Linked DNA regions of Homo sapiens: region 1 is linked to region 2. A link is an interaction called in ENCODE POLR2A ChIA-PET data of the cell type or tissue named here. Cell type or tissue: PC-9. All regions are shown on one strand. Each heading gives the region's core, and the rest is flanking DNA. Links, peaks and the distances in the headings are about the cores only.

Region 1 (2,916 bases), core at 109-2,608, 110 kb after region 2:
AAGGAGTTGGCGGAAACTTAATGTTTGGAGTTTGTCTGCCAACTCTTTAAACTAATTAAAAACCAATTAAGAAGAGAAAATTTCAAAGTGGAAATTTAAATGGCTTAGTGGATAAAAAAATGTTTCTCAATTCATCCCTGTACATCCAAATACAGGTAATGAGCTTTCACCATAACACTAATTTAAATGTTAATTATCAATTGCCTTACATATTCATTAAAATGCTAACAACAATGGTAAAAAAAATAGCTAGCTTTTATCTAGTGTTTATTACCTGCTGGGCACCGTGCTGAGCTCTTTACATACATTATCTTAATTAATCTTCACATCACCTTATGATGTAGGCGCTGTTTCCAGAGAAGGAATCTGGAGCTACAGATTGCAAGTTATTTGCTCACAGGCTATGTACTCTATTGCACTTGGTAAGTGGTGGAGCTGGAATTTAAATCTGGTTCTGTCTGACTCAAGAACCAGCTTCAGTTTAATTTTGATAGCCTTACAGGTTCTTAAAAAAAAAAGCTAAATAGGTAATAAGGCTGGATTTCTTTCTCCATTGGGAAAGATCATAGGTATGGTGAAGAAAACATTGACCAGGGAGACAGAAAAAATGCAGGAGTCTTGGCTGAGTCCCCTTTCTCTGTCTGGGTCTCAGTTTCCTGGTCTGAGAGCATTGGAGGAGTAGCACAACCTACTTAATATTTGGGGCTGGAATTGAATACTAGAAGCTTCACTCAGGTATTTCTACAAGTCCAGAGCAGGGAGGTTAGACATTTCTCTGTGAGAGCAACATGTGAGGAAAATATGGGGGGTGAGTGTCTTAGAGCCCTTTGTGCTTACACAAACTGGACCAGCTGAGTGAGCAGGGCAAGGCAGCCACCCTCCAGGTCATACTGTGGAACAGAGGCAGGACCCCTCCCAAGAAGCCGTGCTCTCAGCTCCCTACTCAGGGCTCTGGGCAGCTTCCCGATTCTAGTGCTGGCAGCAGCCTGATGTCTATCCTTCTGTCCTGCGAGAAGCTCCCACTTACCGGGGAGGCTTCTGCTTATCTGTCCCCTTTTGCAATTTTGAACTCTTCACCCTCCAGCCCTGGCAGGGGCTGAGGAACATCTGATGCTTCTCCAGTGGAGAATTCCTGCAATGGAGAAAGAGGCACCTTCCCAAGCCACACAGATAGCTTCCCAGACTTCCCAACCCTGGGGACTCAGCTGGGAAATGGCCTTGGAGTGGCCAGGGAAGGCATTCCAAAGCCAGGGCTCACTTAGAGACACAAGGCTAATGAGTGGATGTTTGATTTTGTTTTTTTTTTTTTCCCTCCAGTACTCAGGCAAGGGGAAGCCAGCAAACAGTGACCTGTGCCTGGGAGTTCTGGAGTTCTGGTGAGCTGTGTGTGACGGTGTGATGATACCCAGGCCACAACCAACAGTGCCAGCACCTGCCACCTGGGATGCATCCTCCCATGGGTAGGAGGGTCTGAGGTGGCTGTTCTGCCCTTCTCCCCAGTGTGTGAACCAAATGCAGAGTGAGGGATGTTGGTGGTGCAGAGCATTCCAGGGGCTGCAGACCTAGTTTCTCTTTTCCATAGGTCAGGACCTGCCATTTTTTCAAACACCTGGGTCTGACCTCTTTCAAGCCTGAACAAACATGAGGGACTGGGAAGAGAAGGTGAACTTGCTCAACCTGCCTCTAAATAGAATGACTAAAAGCTACCTCTGGTATTTCCATGGTAGTCCATGCTGTTCCCCTCCCCCCAGAAAAAAACCCACATGCAAGACTTCCACAGCAGAGCGTTCAGTGAGATTATCAGTTGTCACCCAATGGAAAACTATTTCTTTTTTTATTTCCTTCCAGGAACTAGATCTGACAGAATCATAAAAACTCTTGGTCTTTTTTTTTCTATTTTACATATTCCATTAAACTCTAGTCCCTTGAGATGGTCTTAGAGAGAGGTTCTGTGGTTAAGTAAATTTGGAAAACTCTGTGTGTTACACATAGCATACACAATGTGTATTAAAAGCTCTGAAAAATCTTGCAATAAGAAACCTGTTTAACCCAGCATGTTCAAAGCTTATTTGACCAGACACCTTACTCTGTTGCATCTCATCCTCACCACCTATGGTGGAACACACTTTGGGAGACATGGCTCTGCAGGAAGAACTTTGTGCAGGGGGTGCTGGGTGGATTCAGGGCGAGGCCATCTCTCCCCAGGATTACTGCCATTGCTGCTTCTGTCCAGGACCCTACAGTGACTGATTTCACCTCCTTCAAGTTTATTTCCCCTCCCCCAATCCATCTTCCACATATTTCTAAACACAAGTTTATGTCGGCTACTTATTTTCTGAAAATCCTAAGAGGGCTTCCACTGCCTGTGGGGTTATATCCAAATTCCTTAGGTAGTGTTCATTTTGGCCCCAGCTCTATTGCTGAACACCTACTCAGGTCTTCTGACATTCTAGGCACGTTTTCCTGCTTCCTAACCACTGTGGGCCTTTGCACGGTCCCCTGTCTTTGCTCAAGCTGCTGGTTCTCTCTGTCTAGAAGGCGTCTTTTTGTCTAGGCCAACCCCTACTTAAACTGTAAGGCCCAGAGCTTTTTTTTTTTTTTTTTTTTTTTTTTGAGAGACAGAGTCTTGCTCTGTTACCAGGCTGGAGTGCAGTGGCAACCTCCTCCACCTCCCGGGTTCAAGCAATTCTCCTGCCTCAGTCTCCCAAGTAGCTGGAACTACAGGCATGCACCACCAAGCCCAGCTAATTTTTGTATTTTTACTAGAGACGGGATTTCACCATGTTGGCCAGGATGGTCTTGATTTCTTGACCTCATGATCCACCCACCTTGGCCTCCCAAAGTGCTGGGATTACAGATGTAGGCCCAGATCTTAAACTGTAACCTCTTTTAAGAAGTCTTCCTTGACACATCTCT
Region 2 (2,916 bases), core at 227-2,726:
CTTTTACACAAACCACCCTTTAGCCCTCCGAATAAAGTTTCAGCCCCTAGTTTCTTTTGCATTTCATAGATTTTCTTGCTTAATATAGCCACTGGATGTACACATGTATTCTTTCTGCTTTTTTGTCTCCATTTGTCTCTTCAGGGAGAGAGATTCTGTAAAGACTGAAGAACAGGGGGAGTCCACTGAGTGCTTTCCAGCTGCAGCTGGTTTCCCCCTAAAGTACCACAAATCAATGTGCCATTATGAGGATTAATTGAGGATTAATTTTCGTTCCATCACTCTGCAATCTAATCTACATTAGAAACATCTAATCTTCCTATTGACATTTGTCCTTTCCTTTTTCTGGTTTCCATTTCAAAGGACCCTCACATTAACGGCACATGGCTCTACTTAAGCAACCTGGTTAACTAAAGCTAGGATTTAAATGTTTCTCTTTAATCCTCAAGTTTATTCTCTGATAATGGGGTGGAGGGGTGGATAGTCTCCTTTTATGCCACCACACTAGTTGGATATTTAGTGGTTTTATAAACTTGTAAGCAGACAAGGCCACAGATATTGATTTGGACTAACTGAAGCAGAAGGAAATTATTGGAAGACTGTTGGGATGCTCAGAGTGATGGGAGCTAGGACAATCAGACCTGGAAATGGGCAGGAATCAAGAGGGATCTGGGGGATTGGCCATTAGGAACCCAGGCAATTTTCTTAAAGCAAGATAGTGAAAAGTGCATACCATCCCTGTGGAAATAACTTCCACATTTTCCTGCTGTCTGCCTGTCAACAGCTCAACAGTCTGAGCCCCAGAAAGAGCATCTGATGACTGATATTGGGTCACATACCTGGCCCCTGGTCCTGCAGAGTCAAGGAGGGCAAGGATCTGTTTCCTTCGGCTTTGGTAATGGAATGTAGTCACCAGGAATGGCAGCCCCACTAAGATTACACACAATGTAGATCTGTGAATTCCAAAAGGAAATGTGGAGGCTCTTAGGGCAGCCAAAACAAAACAAATGCCAACCAGAACTGTTTTTTTCTTTTGAGGTGGAATCTAGCTCTGTCACCCAGGCTGGAGTGCAATGGCACGATCTCGGCTCACCACAACCTCCGCCTCCTGGGTTCAAGCCATTCTCCTGCCTTAGCCTCCCAAGTAGCTGGGACTACAGGCACACGCCACCACGCCAGGCTAATTTTTGTAGTTTTAGTAGAGACAGGGTTTCACCATGCTGGCCAGGCTGGACTCAAACTCCTGACTTCAAGTTATCCACCTGCCTCAGCCTCCCGAAGTGCTGGGATTACAGGCGTGAGCCACTGTGCCTGGCCAGAACTGTGTTTTCAGTGGGCCAGTTGAAATGTAGGAGAAAGAAATTGAGAAATAAGGATGGAAGGAAACAGGGAGAAGGGTGGTAGAAAATGGAAGTGAGCAAGAAAGCAGAAAACATTCACTCAAGAAAAACTGTTCTTTGGCAATAGGTACATCTCTATGCAAGTCAGTGTGGCTTTTTTCCTCTAACATGATTTTAAAAGCTCTCTGAAAGCTCAGAAAACAGAAAACACATCTTGGTGACCTAGAAGTATAGTCATCTTCTTTCACCACCAGATGGTGCTTTATGTATAGAATGGAGGACAAGGATCCTGAGGACATTCCCAAACACTTGCATATTTAGGAAGCTCTTTTACTTAACAGTGATTCAAGAAATATTGGGGAAATGCAAGCCCAGATGAGGGACGCCTAACCTAGCTATACAGATAGGCAGGGGAGGGCGTCCTTAACCACAGTTGAGGCTTGCACCCAAGGACAGGATAGAGATTGGGAGGGGAATTCCAATTTAAGAAAGAACCACCAGAAGTAGAGAGGCTTAAGAAAGCACATTGCCTTCTAGGAATCACAGGTTGTAGGCTGGGAATGGACAGTATTTCAGGTGGAGGAAATAGAATGAACAAAGGTGTGAAAAATGTACAAACAGATTTGGATTTAACTATGGTTATTCAATTGTTTAGCTTATTATTGGGATTGTCTCAATTCTGCATCATATGACCTGACCTTGGAAAAGCGGGCCATCTGTTTAGGGTAACAACTATGATTCTATCCCTCAGAATACTCAGTTTTCCTTAGCCAGTCCTTGCTCTTTAGCTTCCCCATTTTCTTGTCCTTTTCTGTGCTAGAGGTGTATTGAAACTGATGCATTGCAAAACTGGTATTACATTAAATACACTGAACCTCAGATGCTTATGGAACACTTACACTATTTATACAGAAGAATAAGCAAAAGTGTCCAGGCACGGGGGCTCATGCCTGTAATCTCAGCGCTTTGGGAGGCCGAGGCGGGTGGATCATGTGAGGTCAGGAGTCTGAGACCAACCTGGCCAACATGGTGAAACCCAGTCTCTACTAAAAATACAAAAATTAGCAGGCTGTGATGGCAGGTGCCTGTAATCTCAGCTACTCGGGAGGCTGAGGCAGGGGAATGGCTTGAACCCAGGAGATGAAGGTTGCAGGGAGCCAAGTTTGTGCCACTGCACTCCAGCCTGGGCAACACGGTGAGACTCCATCTCAAAAAAAAAAAAAAAAAAAAAACCAAAAAAAAAGAATAAGCAAAAGCTCCTACCCTATAACACTGATGCATTCTGTTTGCATTTTATTCCATGATTTACACAATAATTATATATTGTATCCTTATGATATGTCAGATACTGTGTTGGCACTTTACATATATCTCACTTAATCCTTAATACCATCTGGAAATAATAAACATTTTATGGATGGTGAAACAGAGACACAGAGAAATCGAATAGCCTGCTCAGGGTTTCCAGAATAGCAAAATTAAAGGCCTAGGGTTTAGTTTTCCACTAAAGATTCTCATGGCTGGCTTCTTCACGTCATTCAGGTCTCTGCTCAAATGTAATCTTAGAGAAGCTACA

Evidence for each region. Peaks named below come from ENCODE experiments on the same cell type or tissue, not always from the same donor. Only the 100,000 strongest peaks of a DNase experiment are listed, where the experiment ranks them.
Region 1: POLR2A ChIA-PET joins it to region 2 with 21 read pairs; 3 of 35 experiments call an interaction of 5 or more read pairs at or near these places.

The regions. Positions count from the first base shown.
Region 1 is chr11:86,468,555-86,471,470 of GRCh38, forward strand. All of the region lies in intron 7 of ME3 (malic enzyme 3), which reads right to left. Among named protein-coding and RNA genes, the nearest start is that of CCDC81, 95 kb to the left of the region's middle. In PC-9, for the core only: no CTCF peak of the experiment used is centred there; a DNase peak (open chromatin) is centred at 1,637; H3K27ac peaks cover 1,556 bases.
Region 2 is chr11:86,359,375-86,362,290 of GRCh38, forward strand. It overlaps LOC105369421 (a long non-coding RNA gene), which reads right to left. Exons shown (of 5, transcript XR_007062826.1): 3 at 840-953. Among named protein-coding and RNA genes, the nearest start is that of CCDC81, 14 kb to the right of the region's middle. In PC-9, for the core only: CTCF peaks have their summits at 1,569 (motif pointing right) and 1,771; a DNase peak (open chromatin) is centred at 1,607.